Regions from separate parts of the Mus musculus genome. Here all the other regions are linked to region 3. The links are chromatin loops, found by intact Hi-C in ENCODE. Cell type or tissue: heart. All regions are shown on one strand. Each heading gives the region's core, and the rest is flanking DNA. Links, peaks and the distances in the headings are about the cores only.

The links. Hi-C counts contacts between places; a loop is a spot of excess contacts. Peaks named below come from ENCODE experiments on the same cell type or tissue, not always from the same donor. Only the 100,000 strongest peaks of a DNase experiment are listed, where the experiment ranks them.
Region 1: it touches region 3 in a loop (11-fold over the local background); 3 of 42 quality-filtered maps call a loop at or near these places.
Region 2: it touches region 3 in a loop (2.4-fold over the local background); 2 of 42 quality-filtered maps call a loop at or near these places.

Annotation. Positions count from the first base shown.
Region 1 is chr5:148,811,801-148,822,184 of GRCm38, reverse strand. No RefSeq gene overlaps it. Among named protein-coding and RNA genes, the nearest start is that of Gm36405, 7.7 kb to the right of the region's middle. In heart, for the core only: no CTCF peak of the experiment used is centred there; no DNase peak of the experiment used is centred there; H3K27ac peaks cover 1,258 bases.
Region 2 is chr5:148,983,377-148,993,760 of GRCm38, reverse strand. All of the region lies in intron 4 of Gm15411 (a long non-coding RNA gene), which reads left to right. 5930430L01Rik (RIKEN cDNA 5930430L01 gene) reads left to right here. Exons shown (of 2, transcript NR_102384.1): 2 at 237-3,705. Among named protein-coding and RNA genes, the nearest start is that of 5930430L01Rik, 6.6 kb to the left of the region's middle. In heart, for the core only: a CTCF peak has its summit at 4,062 (motif pointing right); a DNase peak (open chromatin) is centred at 2,746; H3K4me3 peaks cover 347 bases; H3K27ac peaks cover 1,406 bases.
Region 3 is chr5:148,900,399-148,910,782 of GRCm38, reverse strand. Katnal1 (katanin p60 subunit A-like 1) reads left to right here. Exons shown (of 11, transcript NM_153572.2): 4 at 6,054-6,216. Among named protein-coding and RNA genes, the nearest start is that of Katnal1, 23 kb to the left of the region's middle. In heart, for the core only: a CTCF peak has its summit at 5,747 (motif pointing left); no DNase peak of the experiment used is centred there; H3K27ac peaks cover 99 bases.

The sequences.
Region 1 (10,384 bases), core at 2,051-7,050, 87 kb after region 3:
GTGTTCTTAACCACTGAGCCATCTCTCCAGCAAGTCAGCTTGCTCTCTTATAGAGCCTAAGACTACCAGCCCAGGGATGGCCCCACCCACCAGGGGCCCTCCCCTCTTGATCACTAATTGAGAAAATGCCCCACATCTGGATCTTATGGAGGCATTTCCCCAACTGAAGCTCCTTTCTCTGATGATAACTCCAGCTTGTGCCAAGTTGACACACAAAACCAGCCAGTACATCTCCTAATGGTTTTATGAAGTTGCGTCTCGTTTCTATTCCTCCACAGGACGCAGGTAGAAAGATCAGAGAAAGGCTAGATTCCAGCCACCCCAGTCTCTACCTCTCTTAAACCAGCAAAGGATACCTCTTAATTGTATGTTAAAATCAAGGGGGCTGCAAGGCTGTGCTTTCTTTAAGGTTCTAGATAACTTGTTCTGTGTCTCTTCTGGCCACTTCCGATACCTTCCCTGATGTATCTCATCTCTTGGATGCACCCTTACCTCCAATTTTATGTATTTTTCCCTCCCTGGGTAAGTCTGCCTTTACAATGTCCATTCTGACCTAGACATGACAGCCATTGGACTAAGGGTCCACACTAGCCCTGTGTAGCACTATTTTAATTTTAATGTGATTAGTGACATTTGGAACAATCTTTTTTCCCCCTCTGAGACAAGGTTTCTCTGTGTAGCCCTGGACACGGGGATCTTTCTGTGTCTGCACCCCCCCCCCCCCAGTGCTGGGATCAAAGTCATGCACCACCACTGGCCAGTTGAAACAATCTTATTTTCTGATGGAATCACATTAAAAAGCTTAGACTTGGATATGTGTCTATTTTAGAGGGTCACAATTCACCCCCTTACAGATGTTCCAGTGATTTTGAGTTCACACTGAATATAAATAAAGGTGGGGAAAACTGACTTGCTCAAACCCCCAAAGAGAAGGTACGAGGGCTCAACGATGGGAGGCAAATTAAGAGGGAAAAGGGAGGCGGCCCCTTGTTTGGACTTCAAACACAGATGCTAGACCCTTGCTTGTGGTCTCCTGGGATGTCCTGCCAGATGCTGACCCCTGGGCCAGGGGACTCAAAGCACTGTATTCTCCAGCGTCTCCTTGGATTATATTTAATGAATTGGCCATCAGCTCTCACTCTAACGGCCTTCATCCTCGACCCCCAACAAAAAGAAGAGCAACAGCAGCATCAACAAATTCTGACCGATAACGACTCAAGCCAAACCAAACCCCCCCAACCCCCCTCCCCCGCCTGCCACCCCCGAATTGAAAACCACCTTTGATGGCCTGGATGCGGTTATCACAATAATTGTCTGCAGAGAAGAACGGGATGGCACCAGAGACCTGTCAGGAGGCGACAGGAAGCAGAGGCAGCATGACTTATTGTTGGTGACACGGATTCATCTTATTAAGGAGTAATGAATGGGTTAGCTCGGCAATTAATCACCAAAGCCTACTCCCCGGAGCTAGGAGAAACGGGAAGTGCCGAAATAAAGACAAGAAGAAAAGCTGTCACAGAGGCAGCGCGCTTTTCACGGATGGAGCTGGCTGACGGAGCCACGTGTTGCGGTCACCTGGAGGGATGTGTGAGTCAGAATCAGCGGTGCTGAGGCGCACTGCCTGACCCGGGCAATCAAGTCCTTGAGGGGTGAACCCGGGAAATCGCGTTTTTTCTGGCGCTCCTGAGATGATTCAGTGCAGCTAAGCTTTGGCACACTGAGAGAGGGGGGAGGGGGAAGGAGGGAGAGAGGGAGGCTAGAGCATACCCCCCATGTCCCTTAACCTCCCCCTACCCCCCACTTACGTCAATGATGCTGGCTCACCCGGGCCAGGCACCAGGATGCTACTTACTTGCTGCACCATTACCTCTGGTTAGCCGGGTTATTCTGAGAAAATGATTTTGATGAGGTCATTTTGGGGTGACTGTTTTATACCAAAAGGCCCTCAACAAAACATGAAAGCGGAGTTTTATGGCCTGAGCCTTCAGCACCCCACTTCCTAAAGACAGTGTGGCCTACGTGTGGGTAGAGAGCATTGGCTTCATTTGTGACTTGGGTAGGAAACAGTTGAGAACTTGGTGGTTTCTATAAGCACTGAAATGTCCTCAACTCAGGACAAATACAAGCATGTCACACTGTCCCCTGTTTCAGGCTGCTGCAATAGAATACGTGAGACTGGGTGTTTCACGAAGAGCAGAAATTGTTATACCATAGAGGCTGGGAAGGTCAGATGCACCGGTGTCAGGGAAGGTGCACAGCTAAGCACCTTCACCCTGCTCTCCCGTAGTTAAGGTGGAAGCAGGGCAGCGCGAGATAGCAGCAAATGGGCTGAGTTTTCATCTGTGAGGAAGCCATTCCTTCAAAAGGACAGTACTCCATTTGGATTTGATTGCCTCCCAAAGATCTCACTTCTCAACGTATTTGTGTTGAGGACCTAATTCTCAACATGTGGACTTGAGGGAGACACCTTCCAACCACAGTGCCTCGGTAGTAAACTAGTAGTGGCAAATTGCCAAGAGACTTCCTCCGAGAGGAGGTTCTTTCAAAGGACACTGTGGGTGGAACCTCAGAGCCGTGTCTGCCTATTGGCTCGTGGCCAAGTCCATTTTGCACCCTACCCAATGACACAGCAAAGGAAGGCGCAACCTGTGCTAGCAGGGGTCATTCTCTTTGGTTTGTCTCCCTGTCTGACACCTGCTCAGTCCCCTCATGGTTGTTTTACACCTTTATCTCCCAACACTGGCCAGAGAATTGCCCTAAATTTGAGACCAGTCTGGTCAACAGAGTGAGTTCCAAGCCATCCAGAGCTATAGAGTGAGGTCCTGTGTCAAAAATAAAAAACAATAAAACAAAAACAACAAAACAAATCAAACTGAAAAACCTTACAGGTGTAGTAATTTGTTTGTTTGCTTGTTTGTTTGTTTAGAGAGTTTCTCTGTATAGCCCTGGCTGTCCTGGAACTCACTCTGTAGACCAGGCTGCCCTCGAACTCAGAAATCCACCTGCCTCTGCCTCCCAAGTGCTGGGATTAAAAGCATACACTATGACTAGCAGGTGTAGTAGTAATTTATAGGTGTAGTAATTTATAACAAAACATACATTATTCAAAACAGTGTGAGCTCTTCCCCTGCCCAACCTAGGTGACTTGGTAAGAATTTATCTTGGACATATTTGTGAAGTCAAGGCTGAAGGGACGCTAGACAACTAGAGCTTGTGGTTCTGGCAGGCCAGCCTTGCCCTTCCCCCAGATTCCCTCCTCCTTGCTAAAAGGATTACATTCCAAAAGCTAGCCACCAAGGTCTATTCCCTTATTTGGCCACTTCCTCCTCCTGAGGCTGACCACCAAGGTCCAGCTATCAAAGTATTGAAGTCCAGCAAGCAAAAGCCCCCTTTGTCTCACCTGATTAACATGCCCAGTAAAACGGAACACCTCTTCCTAACACGGGGTTTCTCAGTTGACCTTTATAGACCACCGTTTTCCTATGTGCCACGTCTGTCTCCTGTCTCTAACCAGAGACAGTCCTTTGTCACCTCTGATAAGTTCCCCTTCCTCTTCCCCCTTCCCCCTTCTCTCCCCTCACCCTTGCTCCCTTCCCCCTTTCCCTCTTTATCTCCTGTCTTTGTCCCTTATCCCTGCCTCTGTCCCTCTGTGGCAAATCGTCTTCTTGGGCTGAGAATATCGAGTTGGGTGTCTTGAGCTGCCTTTGAGGTTCTTGACAGCAGCCCCTTCCTGTCAGACAGACCCATCAACTGACCCTCTGCTTCCTGCTCCCTTGAGATCATCTTCCTGTTCCTGTTTCCTCAAGATCACCCTTGCTTCCCTCTTGCCAACTGCCTCCCCTAAATCCATTAAGTGTCCAGATATCCTCAGACTTCAAGCACTCTGAACAAATCCACACTCCCAATTACAAGACAGAATTAAACCCAGGCCTTCTCCTCTCTGACACACACACACACACACACACACACACACACACACACACACACACGCTGATGGCCAAGCCCTCACTTGGGTCAAGGTCATGCAACAACAAACTCTCTTCCTCAACTCCACTGAGCCCTCCTTAAATGCCGCCCACTGCTTTCTTCCAGCTTCTCTCCAAAGCCCTCAGGTACTTGCTGTCCCCGCCCCAGGTCACCCATTTGCCAGCGTCTCACTCCCCCTGACTGCTTGACCGTCTAAGTCCCCCCTTTGGGAACAAAAGCCAAGTTCTCTCAGCCTTTGCACACCAATCTCCAAAGCCTGTTACAGACGCCCCTCTCACCGCTTGCTAAGTGCCTCCCCAATCATCCATATTCCTAAAATGTTACAATTTTAGAACCCACCTAAGCACCCCAATAAAGATTGTTCTGACATAACAAACGCCTCTCAGATTATAGTCTCCCCAACAAAGCCACCTTGCTTTCAGATAACGGTTGTTCCCCCAATTAACCTCACACAGCCAAGCAAAATTTCCCCAGCTCCTCTCAAGAACTCTCAGAAGGACTCCGGATAAATAGTCCAGGGACCTGCCGACCAGGGAAGGTGAATATGGTCTGTGTATCCCGGATGTTTCAGAAGTCTCGGTCAGTACCGTTGAGGGGAACTGCCGTCTCCACATGGCTGTCTTGGGGGAGTCCCACAATTATCGATATCAAGTGGAGTGGCCATGGCGACCTACAGAAGACCTTGGTCCATAGTCATAGCAATGAATTCAGCAGAAGCCTGTGATGGATTGACCCGTGGGTTGCTGGGGAGGGACTTCTAGGTGACGCAGCTGCCATCGGAGCACCCATGCTCCTGGATATTGATTTGTCAAGCTCCATGCAGATGTGCTTGCTTCTTTGACCTGAGTATCCTTTCTGGGATCAGTAGACATTCCTTTACATCCCAGGTGACAACTGAAAACTAGCCATTTGCAGCTTGGATGCTCTTCCTTCAGGGATCTATCCTACCCAAGGCTCCGAGGCTGCTTCTGAGGGCCTGCCTGCCGCTCTGAACAGGGCTCCTCCTCTGTATTCTAGGAAGTGTGCGTGCGGCTACAGTACTACCATCCCCGACATACCTTAGACATCACAGGCTGGGGTGGAGCCTGCTGGGGGCCTCAATCATGAACCAAGGCAGACAGAAGCCTGCACCAGCTCAGGATGGGGTGCTCCGCGCAGGCACAGGCCTCCCATGTTAACAGGACATCATTGTTCGCCACCGCTGTGCCTTGATGCTTAGCTCAGGATAGCAGTCAGCTCTGGTCAGACAGCCTCAACAACCCCGAGGAGTCATTAGAAGCAATCAGGCCAGCTCCTGGAAACACTGCGGTCAGCAAAGTAAGAGATGTGGATTCTAGCACTGTGGCCTGGGGGAAATGCAGGCTGTGGGGAGACCTTCCAGCCCATGCTGAACCTCCTCTAGGAGACCCTCCCTTCATAGCAGGTCCCCACCACAGGCCAAGGCTCAGAATATAAATTTTCTTCCCCTCTGTGCCTTGCAGAAGACCCTCATAGGAACACGACTCAGAGGCATATGACTGGAAGTTTCTGTTACTGTCACATAAGGAACGAGACCCCCAGGTTAATATCCTGGTGGTTTGTAGACGAGAGGCCCCAGAACACCGAGCCATCTAGGGTAACTATTTAGACCTCCATAAAAGAATCCAGAGGCTGAGGTTAAGGGAGGTTCAAGGAGCCTTGGCTGTGTGGGTCTGAGCTGATGCCTCCTCAGAGGGCTGGGAGCTGGGAGATGCTAGGGTTTATGCCAGGAATCGCTGAGCAGGGAGGACCTCAAGGCTCTTTGGCTGTGTGTTTTCACAGAGATGAACTGGAGCCCGAGCTTATGGAACAATGCGCTGTTGACCATGTAGAAACTATGCTTGTCTTTCAGATCACAGACATTTGTTTCCATGGCTCGGAAAAAAAAAATCTGTTCTAGCCAGGGTATACAGGGTGGCGATGGTGGTAGTGGTGGCACACACCTTTAATCCCAGCACTCAGAAGCAGAGGCAGGTGGATCTCTGAGATCAAACCCAGCCTGGTCTACAGAGTGAGTTCCAGGGTAGCCAAGTATACCGGCTGGTTTTGTGTGTCAACTTGGCACAGGCTGGAGTTATCACAGAGAAAGGAGCTTCAGTTGGGGAAATGCCCCCATGACATCCAGCTGTGGGGCATTGTCTCAATTAGTGATCAAGGGGGGAGGTCCCATGGTGGGCGGTGCCATCCCTGGGCTGGTGGTCTTGGGTTCTAGAAGAGAGCAAGCTGAGCAAGCCAGGGGAAGCAAGCCAGTAAGGAACATCCCTCCATGGCCTCTGCATCAGCTCCTGCTTCCTGACCTGCTTGAGTTCCAGTCCTGACTTCCTTTGGTGATGAACAGCAGTGTGGAAGTGTAAGCTGAATAAACCGTTTCCTCCCCAACTTGCTTCTTGGTCATGATGTTTGTGCAGGAATAGAACCCCAGACTAAGACATCAAGACTACACAGAGAAAACCTGTCCCAAAAAACCATTAAGAAAAAAAAAATAAACCTGTTCTGCCATAAGGGTCTCGCCTCCTCCACCCTTCTTCTCTCCCACCGGAATTCTGTCAGAGAGATGGACCGGTGAGAACTGCTCTGCACTTCCAAGGCCCAAATTACCCAGGAGGGGGCTCTCAGGTTGCCTGGGTTACCAGATGGTTTACTAACCCGAGGTGTCTAAGAGGACAAAGCCAGGCTCAAATGGAACATCCTTCCAGAAGATGTCCTCTGAGCCTGGTGAGGGATTTTAGTTGTTGCCAAAGGAGTCAGTCCACAGGTCAGTTGCTTTCTGCCAGAGAAACTGTGTCAGACTGGAGAAATCAGGCAGCCAGTAAAAGGCACAGCTGTGGGGTACCACCTGCACTTCTGTAGCACCTTCCAGGCAGGGGGGTCGTTTTCAGCCTTCCTAATGCTCTGACCCTCCAACACAGCTCCTCAGGTTGTGGTGATTCCCAACTATGACATTATTTCCTTGCTACTTCATTACTCTCATTTTACACAGTTATGAATCGTAATGTAAATATCTGATATGCAGGATATCTCTTATGTGACACCTGTGTGTGTGTGGGGGGGGGGTCACAATCCACAGGTTGAGAACCACTGGCCTAGACCTTCCTCTAGTTTGGACTCAGGTCAGGTCAGTGGAGGTTTAATCCCACCAGCACCAGGGTCTCCCCCTAATCATTAACTTTTAAATCCATTGAAAATCTGGAAAGCTAGCACAGCAAACAGAGCCATCAGCCAGAATTGCCAATTAGCACTTTGCAACACTTGCTCTCTGTCTCTGCTACCCTCCTATGCCTTTGCACTACAGCCCCCTGATGAGGAGACACCCCTTCCCCACTCCAGGAGGCTCCGAGGATTGCTGGCTGCACTGTGCAGCCAGCTATTCTCCCTAACAAGTGCTTACAGCCAATCCTTCCCTGAGAATGACATCGGTTACATTCTGTTACATTGTAGAGGTAATGAGAAATGGGTGGTAGTCCCAGCCTGAATCTTTTTCTGAATCCAGATATATGCTAGATACTGTAACAAATTACCTGAGGCTAGACGCTTTATGAAGAAAAGATGTTTGTTTTGGCTCATAGATGGGGTAGGGTGATGAAGTTCAAGATCAGGGTCTGGTCAGTTTCTAATGAGGGTTTCAGAGACTGGATATTCACTGCAGACAAGGGAAGCAAGTGGGGGAGAAAGACCAAGTGGAGGCGCCATGTTTATTTTGTAACATGAAACTCTAGTTTCATGAGACCTGCCTTACTCCCTCAAAGATGGATGCTAGTCCCCAAGACTGCTATGGCCCCATGACCTATTCACTTCCTACAAGGCCCTATCTCTTCAAGGTCGTCAATACCAGGACACCACGAACTAACTTCCAGAAGGTGAACCATTGGGAGAGACGTTTCATCCAAAGCTGGGGGATCCACTTTAAAATCTCATGTGCTTCCTGTTCCCCAACAGCCTTCAGCGACAGCCCCTGCATCCTCTGACAATCCTTGACTGAGTCACTGATGGTGGTGGCTGTAAAATACAATCCCTTCACTTTTCATAGACCTGTGGGCATTTAAAAGTCCAGCTCATTATCAGCTACTGACTGGTAGATGGTCTGTAGGTCAGTCTCAGCCCCTCTGAGCTGGTGTCTCCACATTTCTGACACATCCCACTTAATTCCTGCATCACCTGCTTTTTGAAACAACAGAATGTTCAGGGCTCACTGTGATGGTTTGTATAAGTTCGGCCCAGGGAGTGGCACTATTAGAAGGTATGGTCCTATTGGAGTAGGTGTGTCACTGTGGGTGTGAGCTTTAAGACCCTCACCCTAGCTGCCTGGAAGCCAATATTCTTCTAGCAGCCTTCAGAAGAAGATGTAGAACTCTCAGCAGTTCCTGCACCATGCCCGCCTGGATGCTGCCATGTTCCTGCCTTGATAATAATGGACTGAATCTCTGAACCTGAAAGCCAGCCTCAATTAAATGTTGTCCTTGTAAGAGTAGCCTTGGTCATGGTGTCTGTTCACAGCAGTAAAACCCTAACCCTGTGTTTATCTTATCCCAGAGTCAAACACGCTCGGACATCTTTTGGTGAGAAGGACAGATCAAAAACAAACATGAGGCCTGAGGGCCCTTGGGAATCAAACAAGGCAAACAGCTTCGTTGTGGGATACAGTCGGAACTTCTGCTTCTCTTTCTGGCCTTCACATTGTCTCCTACAAAGTGGTGGCCCTCAAGGTCCTCACAGGATTCATTCACTGCTGTCCCAGCTTCTGCCATCCCCTGGCTGGGGCAGAGACAGGGAAAACACAGCATCTGAGGGTCTGGAAGTGGCTTGGACTTATGTCCACTTTGCCTTGTTGCTGAATAAGGCTTTGGTTTCTCTGTGTGCCAGGGGTGGGGCGGGGCGGGGGCAGTGGCAGCTCAGGAGGGGGATTGGGAGCACATGTCCTAGACTGTCCAGAGGCCTGAGGTGAGGGAAGTTTCTCTGGCTTGTAGGGCTGGAATTAGCAGATGAAGTTTCTAGAAGATATTTTACCAACTCACTAAAATTCCGAAGCCTGTTACTTCTAAAAAAAAAAAAAAAAAGGCTGTCAGGGTATTTACCCACTTCCCAGGGTCTTTAGAGGAGACGTCAGGAGCCGGCATATCCAGTGTTTGGCACGGGTCCTGATCTGGTGGACGCTGTGTGAAAATGCCATCTGGGTTTGTGGTTGCTTTACGGAGGGAGGGGTCTGGGGAAAAGAAGGAAGAGAGCCGGTTGACATAGCTGTCATTTGCTGGCTCGACATCTCCTAACCAGGTCAGCCCTTCCACAACTGAACAACGGCTTTTAAAAATTTAATTACTTTTTAATGAAGTTGAAGGGAGACTTTGGAGCCAGCTACCTGGCACCTTCGTGAGATGAATTGGTGTCACAGCGGGAGAGATGGATGAGTGAGGAGATGAGGTTTCGCTGAGCACAGAAGGCTGTGGAGGGGAGGGAAGGCAGGAGGCTTGCCTACAGGGAGCTAGCTAGAGCCCACATCCCTTGGAGGTTACAGGTGTCCCGGGCTTCAGTAGATAGAGTCCAGCAACAACAGGGTTGGTCCTCTGACTCAAAGGTTACCCAGTCAATGCTGATTTAGTGAGTCTTGTATTTGTAGGCTTTATATTGCTATGATGGAAGACCTGAGGCTCCTAACTTAGAAAGAGAAAGGGTTATTTTGGCTTATGGTTCTGGAGATTCGTGTGTAAGACCAGGAGCTGGAGAGCACAGTGTAGCATGTCAGCGGCATGTAGCAAAACAAAATGTAAGTCATAAGCCAGGAAGGAGAGAGAGGAAAAGAGGGTGGGGAGAGGGAGAGGGGAGAGAAGAGGAGACGAGGTCCTATAACTACCATTAAAGAAAGGTTCACCTCTAACGACCTAATCCCCACTTGAATCCAGCTCTTGAAGTTTTCAGTCCAACCAACAGCGCCACCTAGAGGCCAAGAGTTTATACTGTAGGGCTTAGGGGGAAATGGTCCAATCCAGAGCCTCTCAGGTCTCTTAAGTCATCTTGGGTGGCTCTTCTCCGAAGGTCACTCCCAACATCTGATCTCGTGTGATTCTAGGGCGTCCGCTTGCTCTCCGGAGGCGTGTGGCAGACCGAGGGAGGCTACCTGGAACTGGCAGCAGCGTCTCCCTGGAAGCAGGCAGCCTCAGTCCCTCGCGGAGGGTATCAGGAGGATCCTCCCCCATCTAGGATGAGCAGAGTGCCTGTCTGAGGACAGAGGGTCACAGGGGTGCAGCTCTGGGTACCTTCCTTTGTCTCTGCCCCCCTCAGCCCTCCTTCACACCAAAAGATCTGATCCATCTCAAGGGTCTTGAAGTCACAGCGTCACTTCCTCCGTGCTGCCCTCCAACGTGGGCCATGTACGTTGTCACTGGAC
Region 2 (10,384 bases), core at 1,960-6,959, 84 kb before region 3:
TACTAATCAAGGAAATCCCCTAAAAGGCCTGCTGATAGGCCAGTCTGATGGGGGCATTTTCTCAACTGAGCTTCCCTTATTCCAGATGACCTGAGCTGTGTCAACCTTGATGTAACAACTGGCCAGTGCACCCAAACCACTGTAGGATTCTAAGATAGTATTGAAATATTGTGGCTTTAATTGCTGATACTGGGTGGGCAAAACTGAGGTCATGATTTTATTTTATTTTATTCTAGATAAGAGTCTCATGTGATCCAGGCTGATCTCTCTGTAACTCCCAATGCTCTTCCCTCTATTTCCCAAACTCTGGGTTCATGGGCACGCATCCTTGCATCCTTGTACCTGGCCAATGTCTCATCTTAGCTGCCATTTCCCTATTATTGAGGGAATGAAAGAGGATGAAAGGAAGATTCTAGTGAAAAGAGAATATGCCATGGAAATGTGATCCAATATTTTGTATTCCTTCAGTGAGTTGAAGCATAAAAAAAAAACAAAAACAAAAACAACAACAAAAAAATCTAGAAAGCCAAAGCCTGGCGTGAAGGAAATAGAGGCCAGAGAGGACCAGGAGTCTTCCAGGCCTGGTGGAGAACAGCTTTAATCAAGCACTCACAAGGCAGGGGCATGTAGACCTCTGTGATCTCAAGACTGCTCTGGTCTGTGTAGCTAATTCCAGCTCAGCCAGGGCCACACAGTGAGACCCTGTCTTCAAAACAAAGCAAAACAAAAACCATGACAAAGGAAAACAAAAATCCCCACAAACATCAACAAAAAGAGGATCGGGAATTTAGTCCCAGCTTCAAGTCAGTTTTAGGCTAGCCTGGGCTACCTGAAACCGGGCGTCGACAAAACAAAACAACCCATCTGTTAATGCCTAATAGCAAGCTATCTGTGACAAAGGTAGACGCAGAAGTTTGTCATTCTGAGGAGCGCTGTGTATCCATCCAGGTATGACTGAACTCCACCCACGTGCAGTGTGTGGGTACCTCCTACGTCAGCTTCACATCCCCCAGTGCATCACCGTCTTGTGTACAACAGTTTGCTGTTTCGCTTGGCCTCTGACCTGGACTCCTTAATGAGCCCACAATAAGAACAGCTGCAGTTTTCTTGTTGTGGTCTTTACAGGAGGGTTGAGTGCTGAGACAGAATGCTTAGGTCCCCGGAGTGTGGACAAGTGTCCACACAGTCTGTACCTGACTTCCGTGTCTTCTACTCTGTCACCACTGGTCACAGTAAGAGCCCAAAGCTCACTGACAGAGGCTTCTTTTTGTTGTTGATAACCATCTCCGTGCAGTCCTGGCTGTACTGAAACTCACTCCGTAGACCAGGCTGGCCTCGAACTCACAGAGCTCTGCCTGCCTCTGCCTCCTGAGTGCTGGGATTAAAGGCTTGTGAGCTACCACGGCTCAGCAGAGGGTTCTATCTATAGTTGCTTCACTCAGCCTGCTTGGGCAGAAGAACATCATTGCAGAAGGGAGCCACTCACCGTGTGGCCAACCAGGAAGCAGGAGAAAAGAGGCAGCCATCTTAGGTGATTAAGAATCCTACTGTCAAGGGCTAAGAGGTGGCTCGGTGGTGTAGAACACTCGTTGCTCTTGCAGAGACCCGGATTTGATACCCAGCACATGCGTGCCGGCTCACAAACACCCATAATTCCAGTTCCAGAGGACCTGATGCCTTCTACATGATGCACATACATATATATTCAAGCAAAGCATCCGTGCACATCAATAAATAGACTAAAATCAAAAATCTCACCAGTGACGAATTGATAGCGGTGGACGGGCATATATATGAACCTGTGGCTGGGCCTGTGCACACACCTCTGGGTGGCCCTGCAGTGCGCGGGTCTGAAGTTCGGGTTTGAATAGCTTCATGGCAGATCTCCTCTAGAAACTCAATGTGTATCTTAGGGTTATTCTCAAGGGCTGGGGCTGGAGCTTGATGAGAGAGTCATGGCCTAGTTTGTGCAAAGCACTGCGTTCATTCCTGAGACACGTCCTTCCAAAATCTGGGGTTCAAACAACTTAAAGGTACTTGCGGTAAGCTCACCTGGACATCATATATGGAATAATTGTCCGTTATAAATTTCGAACAGTAAAAAAAAAGTCTCTTCTGGGATTGCAGGACTCAATCCCGGGAAGATTCCTACCTCCAGACTAACACTTGGAAGATAAAGAATGAGGGAGCTGACAACCTCGTTGCAGAATTCTGCCCAGCACTGACAGCCTCAGCGCCCACCCTCTGCTTCTCAGGATGACCCTGGGAGCGCCTGAGTTTTCTTTGCTCAGTGAGGAAACCCCTGGGTTTCAGAGTAACTCCTGCTGGCACACTGGGAAAGACTTTTAAAGCTGGAATTAAAAAACCAAACCAAACCAAACCAAATCAAACCAAACCAAACCAAACCAAACCAAACCAAACCAAACCAAACTGAAACAAAAAGAAAAACAAACCATCTGATCCATGGCGCTGTTGCCTGGCTAGGGCAAGCCTGCGTGCGGGGGCGGGGCGGGGTGGAGTGAGGGGGAATCGGAGGAGGTCAGACCTTCAGTTTCTCAATCCAAGAGTGTGGAATGATTCTTGTTTTAGTTTTACCTAGTGTAGCTCACTGTTTGCAAGTCAGGGAACCGGCCCCAGGCTCTGCGCCCAGATTGAAAGCCTTGCTCCCTTCCGAAATGCAAAAGTCTCTCTGGGTTTTATTTCCTTGCGCTCTGACCTTATCAACACCACACTCCATTCTCCCAGGCCTCCCCAGAGAAGGCCTCTTAAATATGCCACTGGCCTTCGCCCTGATGTCTCACCCACCAGAAGCACTCATTCTCTTAAATCATTCACCCAGCTTGTCGGGACAGCATTTTAGACTTTAGCAAGACCAACCGTTTGTGGGGAGCCTGTGAGCCCAGACACTCTGTAAATGCACTAATTAGCTCAGTGGAAAGAGCCCAAGAGCAGGCAGCAACATCTCCTTCCCAGAGGGAAGCTCACCAGACTCTGCCTCAGCCCAGATTCTCCAAGATTCCAGTTCGGGAAAGATATGGTCAGGCGGTGGGAACTGATTTCCCAGATCGAGCCCCAACATCACTGATGTCTGGGGTCTGAGTGCGTGGGCAAAAGGAGCTGTCTGAGCCCCGTGGGCTAATTTTGCAGCCTCCCTGGATACAGCCTAGTCATCTGCTTTCCTCCCCAAAGCTGTAATAAGCAAAAATGTCCATGGGGCTGGGAACGTGGCTCCGGTGGCGTGCTAACCTAGTATGTGAGTGAAGTTTGAATCCTGGCCTGCCTTTTAATCAGCTGTGTGACCTTGGAGAAGTTACTTTGCCTATCTGTTCCCTGGTCTTCTTACTTGTAATGTGGGATAATAGCATGGATACTGCTCTTCTGTAAAAGAAGTGTTTAAAATGGGGCAACAAGAAATAAGCTACAGGGCTGGAGAGATGGCTCAGTGGTTAATAGTACTGACTGCTCTTCCAGAGGTTCTGAGTTCAATTCCCAGCAACCACATGATGGCTCACAACCATCTGTAATAGGATCTGATTCCCTCTTCTGGGGTGTCTGAAGACAATGACAGTATACTCACATACATAAAATAAATAAGATTTAAGAAAAAAACCCAACATATTAAATGAGGGGCGGGCAACTCATTTTCAAAACCTTTGGGCAGATCATATTTTATGAAATAGAAAACAATAGTTCTGACCAAACTCCAAATTGTGTCAACCTTGATTTATCACCTGGAATTAGCATCCACTTTATTTATTTGGGATTTTTCTTTTCTTTGTTGTTGTTTTTCACAGTGTCTCGGGTTACAGGTTGGCCTCAACTTTTCTAGCCGAGGACAGATTGTTTTGTTTTGTTTCGTGAGACAGGGTTTCTTTGTGTAGGCTCGGATGTTCTGGAACTTGCTCTGTAGACCAGGCTGGCCTCGAACTCACAGAGTCCTGCCTGCCTCTGTCTGCCAAATGCTGGGATTAAAGGCATGCGCCACCACATCTTCCACTTATGGGTGTATGGGTGTTTTGCCTGAATGTATGTCTGTGTACTATATGCATGCAGTATCTGTGGAGGCCAGAAGAGGGCGACAGATCTTCCTGAAACTGAATTACAGTTGTGAGCTGCCGTGTGGGTGCAGGGAACAGAACCCACGTCTTCAGCAAGAGCTGCTAATGCCCTTAACTGCAGAAGCATCTCTCCAGCTCCCCCTTTGTTGTTTGAGACAGGATCTCACACCCGCAGGCCAGGCTGGCTTCAGATTCACTAAGTAGTCAAGTTTGGCCTTGAACTCAAGGTAATTCCCCTGCCTCAGCATCCTTGAGTGAATGCTCGCGGATTACAAGAGTAAATTATCATGCCAAGCTAAAACTCAACTCTTATCATTTCTTCGTGTGTGTGTGTGTGTGTATGTGTGTGTGTGTGTGTGTGTGTGTGTGTGTTGTTGAGGTTGGAACTGGAGGCCTTGTGGATATTAGGTAAATATTCTACCACTGAACCAACAACCCCCCCCCCTCCCCTGCCTTTCCCATTGGCTTATCTGGGAGGGAGAAATGGCTTCTCCTTAAGAAAGGTCAGTTATTCACAAAGCTCTTCTGAGAATGCGCTGCATACCACCAGCAACCACTGTACTGCATGGGTGGTGTGGGGGTGGGGCGTGGGGGTGGGGCGTGGGGGTTGGCCATTGGCTCCTGGGTCTGCCAATCCTGATCCCTGAGATGTAACCCCACCATGTCCATGAAAGGGCTTACTTCTATAAAGGGGAAATAATTTTATCTCACTACGTAGCTCATGCTGGCTTCCTTACTGCAGATCCTCTAGGGTGTGGAAATTATAGGCGTGTCTCAACTTTATTATTAATTTTTTCCAAGACAGGGTTTCTATCACCTGTTTTAAGGGCAGGATTTTGCTATGTAGCCTGAGGGAGGGGAGAAGGCTCAAAGTTGTGGCAATACTCCTACCCGAGCCTCCGGAGAGGTAGGATAAAAGAGAATTTAAAAAGGAAAGAGGTTTGGAAGGAGGGAGGAAATCAGAGAACAAACTGTCTTGGTATAGAGGAGTCAGCTGGGATTCGGTTTCTTCTGCAGGACTAAGGGCTACTAGCATGTGATACGGAAAGCAACCTCGGCTAAGTGGGCAATGACTGCCCAGAGGCAGGAAAACCTAGGAGTCTTGCCATCTGGAAGATCTGGGTATTTTAGGTTGGATTTGCCAAAGCTCAGACAATAGTGGATACGAAACAATGTTGCAGATGTCATTTTCTACAGGGGGATTTTTTTTTCTTAAAAGTGTTTTATAACATTTACTTATAGGAGTGTGTGGGTGGGTGGAGGGGGGCACACATGCCTCCCATGGCGCAGGTGGTCAGAGGACAACTTTGTGAAGTGGTTTCTAGAGATTAAATTTAGGTCTCTATTTTCTGAGTCATCTCTCTAGCCCTTGTTTTTTTGTTTGTTTGTTTTCTTCTTTTCTATTTTTAAGATTTCTTTCCTTCTATGTGTTTGAATGTTCTGCCTGCATGTGTACGTATGTATCACATGTGTATCTGGCGGCCTTGGAAGCCAGAAGATGGCATCAGATTCCCTGTAATCGGAGTTACAGGCAGTTGTAAGCTGCCGTGTGGGTGCTGGGAACTGAACCCTGGTCCCCTGCAAGAGCAGCCAGTGCTCTTAACCATCCCCCCAGGCCCTCTGGGATTTTCAGTACTGACAAATCCTGATTTGTTGGTGGGAAAATCCACCCACGAGTGTGACACGCACTAAGTCAGAACATCTGCCTCAGCTTCTGGATGCTTCCGTTTGGTGGAAGAAGATCTGAGAGCTGTAAGCTTGAACGTCTCCCTGGCAACAGGAATGAGAGCACTTAGTAAGTACTATCTTGCAGGACTTAACCTGACTCCTAGCCAAGGCTCTCCCTCATGAACAATCTGTTAGCCAAAGCTCTCCCTTCATGAATAGTCTCTTAGCCAAGGCTCTCCCCCATGAACAGTCTTCTAGTCAAGGCTCTTGGGAACAGTTCTTTAGCCAAGGCTCTCCTCCATGAACAGTCCCTTAGCCAAGGATCTCCCCCATGAACAATCCCTTAGCCAAGGCTCTCCTTTCATGAACAGTCCCTTAGCCAAGGCTCTCCCCCATGAACAATCCCTTAACCAAGGCTCTCCTTTCATGAACAGTCTCTTAGCCGAGGCTCTCCCTCATGAACAATCCCTTAACCAAGGCTCTCCTTTCATGAACGCTCTCTTAGCCGAGGCTCTCCCCCATGAACAGTCTGTTAGCCAAGGCTCTCCGTTCATGAACAATCTGTTAGCCAAGGCTCTCCCCATCCATGAACAGTCTCTTATCCCAGGCTCATCCCCATGAACAGTCTCTTAGCCAAGGCTCTCCCCTGCATGAACAGTCTTACCAAGGCCTGGAAGCTTCTTAGCTATTTCCCCCATAAGTGTGACATAGGAAACTCGGATTTGTAAACACTGGGATCATTTTTTAAACTTCCAAGGGCACGAACAGTTGGTGTGGTTCCAACTGTTGGCTATATCATTCTGGAATCTTCTGTAGGCAATAAAAGGATAATTTTTCTCGAGGGTGCTCAAGAAATACCAGGGCTCAGAGCTCTACAGCTGGAGTCAGGCGTGGCTGGCTGTGGACAGCACAGGAAAGCAGGCTTGACCCTATACATCCAAGGTCATGGAATTCTAAACATCCAAGGTCATGGAATTCTAGCTAAATCTGTTGGCTGATAGGGAAGGGTGAGGAAGTGGAGGTTGTAGATGACTTATTTCACTGTTAAAGATTTATTTATCTTGACTTTATGTATATGAATGTTTGCCTGAATGTATGTATACGTACCACATGCATGCAGTTCCCATCTCGGATAGAAGAGTAATTACAGACAGTTGTGAGCCACCGTGTGGGTGCTGAGAATTGAACTCAGGCCCTCTGCAAGAACAGCCACTGCTCCTAACCACTGAGCCATCTCTCCAGCCCCAAGATGACTTACTTGAATATGTTAAGTGGGTTTATAAAAGTCTCTGGCACAGTCAAGGCAACCACTCTACTGTGGAGGCACTTGTCCAGCCCTTTCAACATTTTGAGACAGGGTCAATGTGTAGCCCAGGCTGGCCCAGAACTCACCATCCTACTATTCTTTTCTCAAGAGCGCCACATGCCCAGCTTAATTTTTTTATTTTGAAATAATATTTGTAATAAGTTTTCTCTGCTGACAAAATGAGCCAATTAAAGCTGAACTGAGCATAAAAAGGCAGGTTTATTTGGGTGCAGCAACTTGCTGGGTTCACCGGTCCCAAGGAACGGGACCAGGGAAACTGCCATGCAGATGGGAAGGGGTGGGGGAGATGCTTACACACAGGGAGAGAAAGAGGGAGAGGGAGGAGAGGGAGGGAGAGGGAGAAGGAGGGAGGGGGAGAGAGGGAAAGAGAGAGCACTCACAGAATGTCTGGATTATATAGGGAGGAGCCTTTAGGGGAGGGGAAGCCCAGCCCTGAGCTGGAAAGTTCAGGGCAGAGGGTGGGGTATGCCAGTCACAGCTTGTAGGGGGTAGGTTATGAGGAATGCTGGGAGAGCCCGAGGTCAGGCCCACTTTGACGTGCTAAATAGGCACCTCAGCAGCCATCCCAGGTCTGAAACCCGACACTTGGGCTCACAGAGAGGTAAAACTGGACTAGGAGACCCCAATGTTTCATCTGTAATGCTGGCAGGACCCAAACCAAGACATCAGCCTTATAAATTACTGTTGTTTATCTATATACCCATCCATCCATCCATCCTACTATTGTATGGATGGATGTATAGGGTCATGGTATTTATAAACTACTGTTGTTTATCTATATACCCATCCATCCATCCATCCATCTTCATCTGATTGTTTTGGTGTTTTGTTTTGTTTTGAGACAGGCTTTCTCCGTGTAGCCCTGGCTGTTCTGAAACTTACTCTGTAGTCCAGGCTGGCCTGGAACTTAAGAGAATCGCCTACCTCTGCCTCCTGAGCACTGGGATTAAAAGCATGGGTCACCACTGCTTAGCAAATTACTGTTATTTAAACCACATCAATTTCCCACTAACCCTTCTCTCTCTCTCTCTCTCTCTCTCTCTCTCTCTCAAAGATTTTTTTTATTACTATTTACTTTTCCTTTACATTCATTGATGTTTTGGCCATATATATATGTGTATGAGAGTGTCGGATCCACTGAAACTGGAGTTACAGACAGCGGTGAGCTGTCATGTGGGAGCTGGGAATTGAACCCTGGTTCCCTAGAAGAGCAACCAGTGCTCTTAACCGCTGAGCCATCTCTCCAGACCCGCCCCCTCGCCCCCATCTCTCTCCTTTGTGGTACTGGATATGGGACCATGGTTCTGCTCACACCAGTTATCTAGGCAGGCCCTGCTTTTGGAGAGTCACCCCAGCCCTGACGCCAGGGCTTTCCACTCCAGGACTGATCTGGGAACCCTGCAGGCTTTTAACTACTTGATTCGGTCTCTTCCATGTGGTGACAGTCCCTTGGTCACAATTTTGTCACTGTTCATTGTTTCGTGGGTTGCCGCTTCATCTGGACTTCGCCCCTCCCTGCCCCGTCCCCAGAAGCTGAAGACCACACCCCTGCGGCATAATCCAACCCCCTCACTCAGCAAGCGTCTCCTCCCTACCGCCCCTCTGAGCTTGCTGTTCCTAATCAAGGTGATCAGATACAAATACCTTCAGCTCTGGCTCCCAAGAAGAGGGCACTTTCCAAATTGTTTTCGTGTAAGCAGACTGATTTTGCAGCCGCTTACACTGGCTAGCTCACAGGCGCCTCGAACAGCCAAACAAATCCTCTCCCTTCTGAACCCGCTCTTCCTGCCTTCGGTCCCGGAAACAGCGCCACCAAAAACATCGTGATCCAAGTCAGAAAGTGGCAATGGAGGCACTCAGAGCGAGGTGCCAACTTCCGGCCATCAGTTTCCCAGTATGAAAAATGAGCTCCGTTGTCCAACCTCACAGGCTTGCTTTTGGGCTAAATGGCGGTGCTAGCTGATAAGAACTAGGTTATTATCGCCATCATCTCCATCCTCTCTTGATAGTCTTTTATTTTTCTACACTTCCCAAACACATTCTCTACCTGGTTTAATTTCCCTGCTCCTCTATTTCTGCTAGGAAGCTTTCCTCTCGGGATAGACCAATGATGACTGACGTGCCAAGATAACGCGCAAGAATCTGAAGAACGAGCTTGAAAGGGCAAACTCACATTTGCCCTTTAAATCTCCTCTTTAACCTTTTTATTTTTGTGTATGTTATGATATAAAGATTTGAAATATAGTCCACGCTTGCTGTTTAACAATTTTTCAGTTGATGAGCAACCGTATACGAGATGCTGGTTCGATAAGGTTATCATAGAGCTACCTGGGCATGGTGGTGCATGCTCTTAATCCTCCTGCTGAGTCCTCTGGAGGTAAAGGCAGACAGATCTCTCCGAGTTCCAGGTCAGTGGTGGCTATGTAGTGAGACTGTCTCAAACCCAAACCCACACCAAACCAAACCAGTTTATAGCACGATCCATACAGTAAATAACACTGCGTGGTGATTATTACACACAATGGCAACTGGCTCATGCACGTGCTACATTTTATTGATTGATTGATGATTGATGGATGGATTTTCTTCAAGACAGTGTTTCTCTGTGTAGCCCTGACTGTCCAGGAACTCACTCTGTAGACCAGGCTGGCCTTAAACTCAGAGATCTACTTGCCTCTGCCTCCAGAGTGCTGGGATTAAAGACATGCACCACCACTGCCTGGCTAATATGTTTAAAAAAAAAAAAGATTTATTTTTTTAAATTGTGTGTATATGTGTATGGGTATATGCATGTGAGTGCAGTAACCATGGAGGCCAGAAGAGGGTGCTAGATCCTCCAGAGTGGGACTTAACAGGTTGTGAGCAGTCTGGTATGGGTAATGGGAACTGAACTCACCTTCTGCAAAGGCAGTGAGTGCTCTTAGCTATTGAGCCATCCTTTCGGCCTCATTATATATAATATTTATTATTATTATTATTATTATTATTATTTTAGTTTTAGGAATGGGCCCCCCAAGGCCTTTCTCATGTTAAGTGTATGTTCTAAGCTAAGCTAAACCTCATCCTTACTATTATTTTAGGGGCTGTTTCTATTTATTAAAAATAATATTAATGGGCTGGGGAGATGGCTCAGCGGTTAAGAGTACTTGCTGCTCTTGTAGAATTCTGTTTCCCAAAACCCACCTTGGGTGGCTCACAGCCACCTGCAACTGCATTTTCAGGGGATCCAGCGCCCTCTTCTGGCATCCATGGGTACCTGCATGCATGCGGCAGGCCCCCCCCCCCCAAAAAAAAAAAAAAAAACTGTAAAAAATAAATCATGAACAGCACG
Region 3 (10,384 bases), core at 3,179-8,178:
TTGAGACATGCTCTGCTGTGAAACCTGGGCTGGTCTCAAACTCATGCTCTGCCTGTGGCAGTTTCTCCAGGTCTGAGATTCAAGCAGGTACCACGTGTGCACAGCTAGATGGGAATGGCAGGGAGTGACAGACTGGGTTCAGGATGGAGAGAGTGGTCTACAGTTGGTTCATCTGGTCCCACTGACAAGGGGAGCAGAGGCGCGTGGTTGGGGAAGCCCAGGCGTCTCCATTAGTTATTTACAGAGAGTGGCCAAATGCCTGTGCTACCAGGAGGGCTGTGCTGGCTGCCATGGTGGAAAGACAACGCTTGGGTGAGAAGCATTGCCTAAGGCCAGTGCCCTTCAGGTCTCAGTGCTGTTGTGGTGATGCTGATGCTATGGAGCTGATGCTGATGCTGTGGAGCTGATGCCGTGGTGTAGACAGAAAGCTCAGTTGGAGCAGGGTGGCAAGCGCAGAGGGCCAGCTTCTAGTGCAGGTACTGCTGTCAGTTCACAGGAAGGTGAGAGTCCAGATGTCAGAAGGGGGAGAGCATCCTGTTGGGCTTTGTTCTGGGTTTTTGAGGTTTCATTTTTTTTTAGGTAAGCTCTCTGTAGGAAACGTCTGTCTCCTGCTACAAAATATTTGAATCTTGGAAATCTAGGTATTTATTACTGCGTGTGCCCAAAATCTTTTAAGATTTATTTTTGTGTTATGTGTGTAAATGCTTTACCTTCTTATATGTCTATACACCAGTGACCAGAAAAGGCGTCAGATCCCTGGGAACTGGAGTTACAGATGGTTGTGAGCTGCCATGTGTGTGCTGGGAACTGAACCAGGGTCTTCTGCAAGAGTGACAGTGCTCTTAACCACTGAGCCGCCTCTCCAGCCCCCTAAGTTTGGCTATTTCTATGTTTTAGAAAAGGCAGCTGAAAATAGGCATTCTAATTCATTAGAGACAGAAGCAGGAGAACTGCAAGCGATGCAGAGTGAAGCCGGAGTACATGCACTTCCACACTTGCATGAAAGCTCTCTGCCTCTCTGCTTTCCCTGGTGGTTGCTGTCTGCTGCTGAGTGCCACCTATGGGCAGGCATTCTCCTCAGCTCCTAGGAATCCTGGATTCCCAGTCCCCGCAGCGTTGAGTTGAACTTTTGGCTACACTGAGCAACTCACTCATGTGATAACGCCTCCCACAGCTGCTGGCTTCCCTCCTCACCTTTGTGACACTTGCTGTTGGCTGTCTCAGTTGGAACTCTCCTCCCTCTCTTCTGACTTCGCTGGCCTTTACAAGGCTCCATGTCCTTCTCTTCCTTCTGTGACTGTGGCCTCTTCTCTTGCGTCCTCCTCTTGTGTCTAGCCCCAGCCCCCATGCTGCTCCCGATGCACTTGAGCTTGACATCACTGGTGCCCACCGGATGCTGACAAGCAAGAAAGGTCTTTGCCATGCAGTGCCTCCTGTTCTGGGAAGTCTGCTGCCTTTGCACAGCAGACCAGTGCCAGCTCTGAGGGCAGAGGGGGTCTCCTCTTAGCTCTGCCCCTCAGGGGCCCCGAGGACAAGTTGCCAACTTCATCTTCCCTCTGTAAATGGAGATCATTGTGGCAGTCACCCCGTGCGGAGGCTGTAAGGGTGAAGTGGCTTAGTGCCTGGAGAGTGTGAAGAGCAGCATGGCCCGGCAGGGGGCCAGGACAGCTGTGCAGCTCCCCACGACTCTCCAGCAGCTCACGACACCCTTCCTTTGTCTTTGCTCAGAGGATTCCAGAAGTCCAGCCTATTCTATCCTTTTGTACAGACTACAGGCATGCCTATTGTTCACCCCCCCCCCCCCCCCCACACACACACATCCACACCCAGACATGCCCCTGGGACTTGATCAAGCTCGACTTGCATCCCCAGCACCAAGAACAATGTGTGGTGCAGAGTAGGTTCCAGAAGTATTTCCTGAAGGGATGTGCGCACACCCCACTCCGAGTCTCTGCCCCTTATTCTCCCTTTCTGCTTTGCTTTCATCCCTGCTGACAAGGATTTGGTGGTTGTCACAGTGACGGTCTGCTAGTGATAAGCTATCAGTTTTTATTTTTAGAATATCCATCTCTTCTGTCGCTCTTTAATGGTAGTTCAGTGTAGACTACCAGGCTGGTATTTATTCACTGTGCCCTGATGACTAGCTAGCTAGTTGCTCTGTGGTTTTGAAAAACGGCATGCTAGTACACTGTCAGTCTTTTTGACCATCAGGGCCAAGATATGTGGCACTGTGCAGCCCTATCAAAACCTCTTTTTAAAGAGGCCCCCTGAGTCTGTTGCTTACACAGCCTAGAAGTTGTCACAGAGTCCCCACAGTGAAGCATGACATCGTGCAGTGATGCGGCAATGGACAAAGAAATACAGAGTGGAACCAGGGTGTCCTCTGGGACGCTGGCAGAGTCTGTTACACATGTAATCTCCAACTGCAGTGAGGTGGAACTGAAGACGTAGAGAGCACACGCATGCTTCCCACAGGCGTGGGGCTTGCCACAGATCCCACCGACAGCTGGTTGAGCACTTCATCAGAACAGTGCGTGCCAGGTCAAGCTCTGCCGCAGCCCTCGGAAGGCAGCGCCTGAACAGGCTAGGAAGGACTCTTAGGTCATACATAGCTCACCAAGCCAGATGCACGCGCTTGCTCGAAGAAGACTGGGGGGGGGGGGGCGGGGGAGGCTTCTGAGCAGCTGCTAAGTAGCAAGCCGAGTCAGGACTGCCTCAGGATTCATGGCAAGGCCTCCCAGGCAAGCCCAGCAATGGCAGAACCTGCAGGCAGCTGTAGGGGCTGGGCTCGCTGATGGTGAGCAGAGGCTCCGTGCTGGAGCAGGGTCTAAAAAGCTGGACCACAATGACAGTCACTAGATAGCAAGCACAGCTGCCAGCAATAGGAACAACCCGTGTGCTGAGAGGAGAGAGAGTCTTGTTTCATTGTCTTGGCCGAGGCCCTTGGCCGATGCAGGAAAGACATTTCTGCATACACAAAACACACAAATAAATAAAGCAGAACTCTACCCAACCACTTCCTATCTCTTCCTCAAAACAGAAAACAGTAAAAAGACAAGCCTGGCCCCTCCCGAAGAACAACAGCAAGCTTCCATTGAGATACTAAAGGCTTGGGCTTTTATTTTATTTTCTGTGCTAGATGTTGACCCCAGGGCTTGGTGTGTGCTGGGCAGGTGCTCGCCTACTGAGCTGACCCCAAATGTGCAGTGCTCTAGACAGCAATTTATCCTTATGCTTCTCATTCTTCACCAGTCTCTTCAAGTTCTTTTTCCCCTTTGGTTTTGGTTTTCTAAGACAGGATTTCTCTGGGTACCCTTGGTTATTCTGGAACTCCGTAGACCAGGCTAGCCTTGAACTCAGAGATCTGCCTGCCTCTGCCTCTGCCTCTGCCTCTGCCTCTGCCTCTGCCTCTGCCTCTGCCTCTGCCTCTGCCTCTGCCTCTGCCTCTGCCTCTGCCTCTGCCTCTGCCTCTGCCTCTGCCTCTGCCTCTGCCTCTGCCTCTGCCTCCTCTGCCTCTGCCTCCTCTGCCTCTGCCTCCTCTGCCTCTGCCTCCTCTGCCTCTGCCTCTGCCTCTGCCTCTGCCTCTGCCTCTGCCTCTGCCTCTGCCTCTGCCTCTGCCTCTGCCTCTGCCTCTGCCTCTGCCTCTGCCTCTGCCTCTGCCTCTGCCTCTGCCTCTGCCTCCCGAGTGCTGGGATTAAGGGTGTGCAGCACTACCACCGGCTGTCTCTTCACAGGTTTACTTGATTGGTAGACTGTTTAAGGGACTAAGAATGTCGTAGAAGCAATAGTGTGATACAACTTCAGTTTCCAAAGTATCTTCTGGTCATTTTTCTATGACCTCTTCCTCAGTTCCTCTCACACTGCTGTTTGTTTATTTCTGTCTTCCCTGGGGTCAGCAGCATCACTAGCTGTGTACTAAAACGGCTCTCCAATAACTGTTGAACTAGACTACACTCAGGATGGAGGTGTCAGTGCGGAGCCTTAGAGACGCCTGTGCGGTTCTCAGCAGCACCTGCGAGGTTCTCAGCAGCTGTTCTTATTCTTAGCAGAGCCCAGCAGTATGAATATGCAATGGGCTTTTTTGTTTTGCTTTTGTTTGTTTTATGTAATGGTTACTTTCCTCATGCCTGTGACAAAATCCTAATGAGGAATGACTTATTTTGACTCAGGTATCTGGGGATTTCACATCATCATGAAAGTTAAGGCATGACCACAGGAGTCCAGGTAGGCAGAAGCGGGAGGCAGCTGCTCATGTGACTGGCCAAGATGTGTAGACGAGATAGGGCTGCACTCCAAAAGCATCAACACACCCCAATCAACACACTCCCATCAGCCAGGCCTCGCTTCTTAAAGGTTCCACAACCTTCCAAGGCTGTGCCACCAACCAGGGACCAAGTGACACATACCCATAAGCCCGTGGGAGTCTTTTTACATTAAACCATAGCATTAGCATTGCATTAGAACTGCAGTGTCTTAGTGCTTCACTGCTCCTTGCTCCATTTCACTGTTCCTTCATCCAGTTCTCGTCTTGTCACATACACTATTACTGTGCTGCCCTCTATGAGACCAGGAAGGAAACCCAGAGATGAATTAAAGCCCTAAGCCTGCAGGGCACGCTGCAGCCGTGGGAAGAAGGAAGAGCTGGGGGTGCGGGAAGCACGGAGGGAAACTGACGTCCTGGGAGGGGGTAGGAGCACGGTGGGATACTGATGTCCAGTCAGGAAGTGGCTTCCTGTGGCCCTGAACTCAGAGCAGCTGTGATTACATGCACTAGATCTTCACAAGACTGAACCCTTCAGCACCCTGTCATGGGAGGGGGAGGGGCCCTAGGACCCCACTCACCCCCCATTTAATAGACTTTCAGTGGTGTAGCCATTGCTCAGGTGCACATGGTCCTATGACCAACTCTAAGGCAACTCTTCTATTGGAGCACACACACACATGCACACTGGGGGATGAGGGAGAGAGGGAGGAGAGGAGCTAGTTTGAAAGAGCACAGGGGTTAGTGGAGAGCAAGAGGGTGATTAATGAGGGGTGTGACCAAAGCACATTATGTACACGTGTGACAATGTCACAATGGATCCATTAGTATGTATAATTAATAAATGCTAATGAAAACATCAGGAAAGGGGAGAGAGCTAACATCCGCTTCCCTTGAGTCTAGAGATGGGGCAGTCACTGTGCTATTGAGAGGAAGAAGCCGTTGCACACAGGATCAGAACAGCCACAGATGTCATGCGGGGCGGCAGGGGAAGGCAAGGAGATGGGATGGATGGTTTGAGAAAGGAAGCGATGAAGTGATAGAGCCCCCACCCGGAGTGCTGCGCCCAAGCGCTGTGCCGAGAAGCCCCAAGGCTCAGCCTTCCATGGTGGAAGCCAACAAAATGTGCTGCCGTGAGCACATTGGTTTCGCGTCTGGATTTATTGAAATTGCTACTCACACCTGTAGTTCTATCATCATTTTTGACACTCACTAGCCGTGGATGTATTTTCCCACATGAATGGCTTTGTTTATAAGAACGTCGGTGCTGGGCCCTGCCATTTGTAATTTGCATAGTGAGATGCCGACCTCTCCAGCACAAGTGGAGAATGTTTTCTTGGTTATAAAGAAGAAAATGAACTACACAGCCCCACCCTTTACTGAAAAGGCTTTAGCTGTTTCTAAGTTGACTCTTCCTGATTTGAGAGTCAGTTGAGTGCAGCTGCTGAGGTTAACAGGTGGACGCAGGTGCCCTCTGTTGGTGGTAGTTGTTACTTTGGCAAAGTATCCATGTGTGTCACCTATATTTAATAATTGTTCCAACCACTCTACGGCAGGGGAAATTGTGACAGTCTCGTGAGTAATACGGCTTTGCATTCCTTGTCTTTGATTAATTTTTTTTGTTTGTTTGTTTGTTTTTCGAGACAGGGTTTCTCTGTATAGCCCTGGCTGTCCTGGAACTCACTTTGTAGACCAGGCTGGCCTCGAACTCAGAAATCTGCCTGCCTCTACCTCCTGAGTGCTGGTTTTAATTGATTAATTGTTATTTAACTGTCTTTTTTTTTTTTGCCAGAGCACCCCCTCAAATCAGGCGTCCAAATCGCGAAGTGAGGCCTCTGCGGAAAGACGTGGGGGCAGGAGCCCGGGGACTCGTGGGCCGAGCACACCAGATATCGAAGAGTGACAAACCTGCAAGTCGGGACAAGGACTATAGAGCAAGAGGGAGAGATGACAAGGCAAGGCTCTGATTCATTCACTCGCAGTGGAGCTTTGGTGGAGACTGGAGCTGGGGATGAATCCTCAGGGTTCCTCAGGGTTCTTTATATTTCAAAGGCCACACTGCAAGGCACATAATGTCAGAGGGGTAGTACGCACACACAGACACACACAGACACGCAGAGTTACAGATGTGTTTGTTGAAGTATGTGCGCGCACACACACAGAGTGGGATAGCAGGCATATTTAGTTAAGCAAATGCACACACACACAGAGTGGGATAGCAGGCATATTTAGTTAAGCAAATGCACACACACAGAGGTTCTCAGTGTATTAGTAAAGTGGACCTTTGTGGATTACACAAAAGAAAGGAAGACCAGGAGTGACCCTGGCCCTGGGTCCCCTGAAGGCTCCATCCATGAATGGTCCATGAAACAGTCCTGCTCCCCTTTCAGAGTAAAATCTAAGGTACATGAGTGCTCCAGGCCTCTCCCACTGAGGGGTGGAGTCGGGAAGACCCGCCCTCCCTCATCCACCATCGAAGGCTGGATTGGACTTGAGGAAGGAAACCTGCCACTGAGGCAACCTAAGATTTTACATGTGACTCTTCAACGGAGGACAAGGCGGGTGAACCCGTGGCAGCAGCTGTCAGAGCCACACTTGTTCCTCCAGGGTTATAAATGACTTCTCATTTACAATGTTTCTGAGTAATTGTCTGTCTTACTCTGTCAGTGACAAGCTGAGTACTCAGACTATCAGTGGAAAATCAGCCTTTCTTATTTCTACGGCTGACGAGGAGGTAGGAGAGCTACTCTGAGTCACCACAAAAATAAAAGGAACTACTTTTAAAAACACAAACACAGAAGTGTCATGCTACCTGAAAGGTGTAGTTGTCTCTGATCTGATTATCACAGCAGAGACTAGAGTTTCCAGGGCTGCTTTGAAAGTAAAGATGGAGAGATCACAAGGGCTGTTACAGACTCCCTTTTCAATCATGAGATTGGCAGGTGGCACTAACATAATGAAATGAACTAGTCCAGAAATGAGACTGTATTGCCTAAGATAAAGATAGTCTTAGCTTGAGACTATTTGGTTAACTGAGTGTGCAAGCATGTAGTCCTAGCAGCCCCTGTCTGGGGCATGACAAGGTGTTTAATGCCAGAGCTGTTAAAGCACACGTGGAGGGCACAGAAGGGCTTATCTGCTTTTTGTTCCCTGTGTTGAATCCTACCTCTCTCCCCAGTAAGATCTCACTTTTAGGCTCAGTGTGGTGGTGCACAGCTTTTATCCCAGAGCCCAGGAAGACAAGCAGGCAGAGCTCTGTGAGTTCAAGGCCAACCTGGTCCACATTGTAACTTATACCCTGCCAGAAAAATAAACAAAAGAAAAAATTAGTTATATACATATGTTTGTATAATCTCATAGTCTAATAGATTATTAATTTGTGTATAGAATTCTGAAAGTTGCTTCTATTACTTTATAGGTCTAAAAAATGAGGATAAAAGAAATGTATCTTGGGCCCATTAGAGGCTCAGCAGGTAAAGGCCTTTATGATAAATCACATCCTGTCAAGGGTCCCTGCATATCAGCTTTAGCTGTGTTTAGGACTGCACTGTGGAATGCCACGTAGAAGCAGTGGGAGCCGTGCTCTCCCCAGGGGCCGTGGCTTTGGTGTTGCTCTGACACTTTGGAAGCTGTGTGTGTTGGTTTATTCGGTCCCTCCCGTCATCTATGAGCACAGCCTGTGTCCTGCTAACAGCTGATGGTGCTGTGGGCTGGGACTTGCGCCCAAGTTTTAGATCACGATGTGACACAGTGTGAAAGCTTATTTTAATTATTTTTTAAATAGAATTCAGGTTAGAGTAGGATGACTTACATATCTCAGCATACTTCTATATTGACTTTAATTTTCCAAAAAATACTGGTAAATTTTGTGAGAAATTACATCCTTTTTCCCCCCATTTCTTTTTAAACTTCTGATAGGCTTCAGACTAGGTCTAAGCATACAGTGCTGTTGTTTGTTTTTTAAATAAGCAACAGTCATTTTGCACAACGATTTGCTGTTGGGGCCATATTTCTTTTTAACCCTGAGGGCCACAGGATTGTCCACATAGCTAGTATGTAGCATAACTTATTAGTACATTTTATTAGCTATGTACTTTGTTAGTCATATAATGAATATAAATGAAAATATAAACTAATAAAGTGTATCTGGCTGTCATCCCAGCACTCAGGAGGCTGACACAGGATGTCATGAGCTTGGTGCCATTGGGCTACAAAGTGAGACTTGGTCTCAAATAAAGGACTCCTGACTGTCATCTGGTTATTTCTCATTGCAGACAGGAGTGGCACAAGCAGCTAAGCTGTGCTTTTAGTGTTATTTGAACGTACCCAGTGCCTTTGGACTGTTTGGAATGCTATAATAAAACACTAGGTCATTTTATAAAGCTGAACCTTAGGCAGGCAAAGGCATCTCTAGGCCCCATCTCTTAATGGCAGCGTACTGGAGACTAGACTTTGACTTGACGGTTGGAGGAGCCTGTATGTTCAGACTATATAGCACATGGAAAAACTGAATTTACCATATTATCATTTAAGCTTACAGTCAGTATAGATGCATGCTGAGAAATGTGAGTTAGCCTGCTTTAACCTGGACTCTGTTTAAAAGGATGTATCTCTTTAGCATGAGATAGAGGAGCACTGGTCATCTTCACCAAGAATTAATCGACAGTAAGTTATACTTTCACAATTCTGAGAATCAGAGTTTTATGTAGAAATAACAAATGCTTTTTTAATTTAGAAAGGATATACTAAAAGTAAATATGAGTGAGTAGAAGAAATATTTTTCTGTTATCTTAAAAATAATTATGTTAGAAAGCTCAGACTCTAATGCTAGCCGTGTTGCCTTAGCTAATTTGTGGTTAATGAGCAGTGTCCTGCATGATCCCAGGGTCACGGTTACGAGTGCGTCTAAGTGAAGTTCAGATTAAAGGAGGGCCAGTTACGCTCCCAAAATTCCCTGCTCAGTTACTTGACCTAAAGTGCATTGTCTCATTACCCTGTATATAGCAAATGGCCATGGTGAATGCTGTCCTTGTTGTGTTTAGCATCGGACACAGGCGTGGAGGGACACTGGAAACAAGACTGGACCATTCTGTTTCCAACCTGCTGATTGATGAACACAAACTGTCACACATGAACAGTGACTTAAAAAGTGCATAGGTCATAATCGAATTATTTTATGAATGGTCATCTCATGTGAGGTGCTGATGTGTGCTGAAGAACTACTTTTCTGGAAAAAAACTCATGTTCATATGTAATTCAGGCACATGCATGTTCACATGTGGGTCCATGACAGACATGCTTGGCATAAGGCACATGTGGCCATTTGTCCATAATTTAAAGAAACACAGGTCCAGTGCTCTTGGTGGACTTTAGAGAACACTCTCGCTTGCTGGGCCCACTCACATCCCTGTCCCCTGTGATCGCGGCGGTGGAGGGATGCTGTGTAGCCATGGGTGCTGGCTGGTAACTTGTTTTCTTTGCTAAGATGGTAGCAAAGCCGTGAAAGGCACAGGATCTTGAAATTTGGCTCATCTCTCCATGACTTGTGCAACACTGACAAACAGAACCATTTTCAAGTGTTGGGAGAATACTCAGTTTTGGTGGGTTTTTTGTTGTTGTTGGTTTTTAGTAATGTAAAAACAATAGAAACCGCATGTGTGTATATGTGCACGTGTATGTATGGTACACATATGTACTCATGTGTGTTTGTCTAGGTGTGGGTGCCCATGCATGTGTGTGCCTATGTGTGGAGGTCAGAGGTTGACCCCAGGTGTCTATCATTCGCCACCCCACCTATGGAGACAGGGTCTCGTGCTGCCCCTAAGCTGGAGTTGGTGAGGCCGACTGGCCAGCATGCTCTGGGTCCTCCCCTGGGATTACAAGTGGCACTGCCACCACCCAGCTTTTTACCTGGGTGCTGGGCATCTGCACTCAAGTCTCCTGTGCTTTCATATGTGTGTGTGTGTGTGTGTATATATATATATATATATATATATATATATATATATATATATGTGTGTGTGTGTGTGTGTGTGTGTGTGTGTGTGTGTGTATGTATATATACACATATATATACATACATATATACACACATATGTATATATATGTATATGTATATGTATA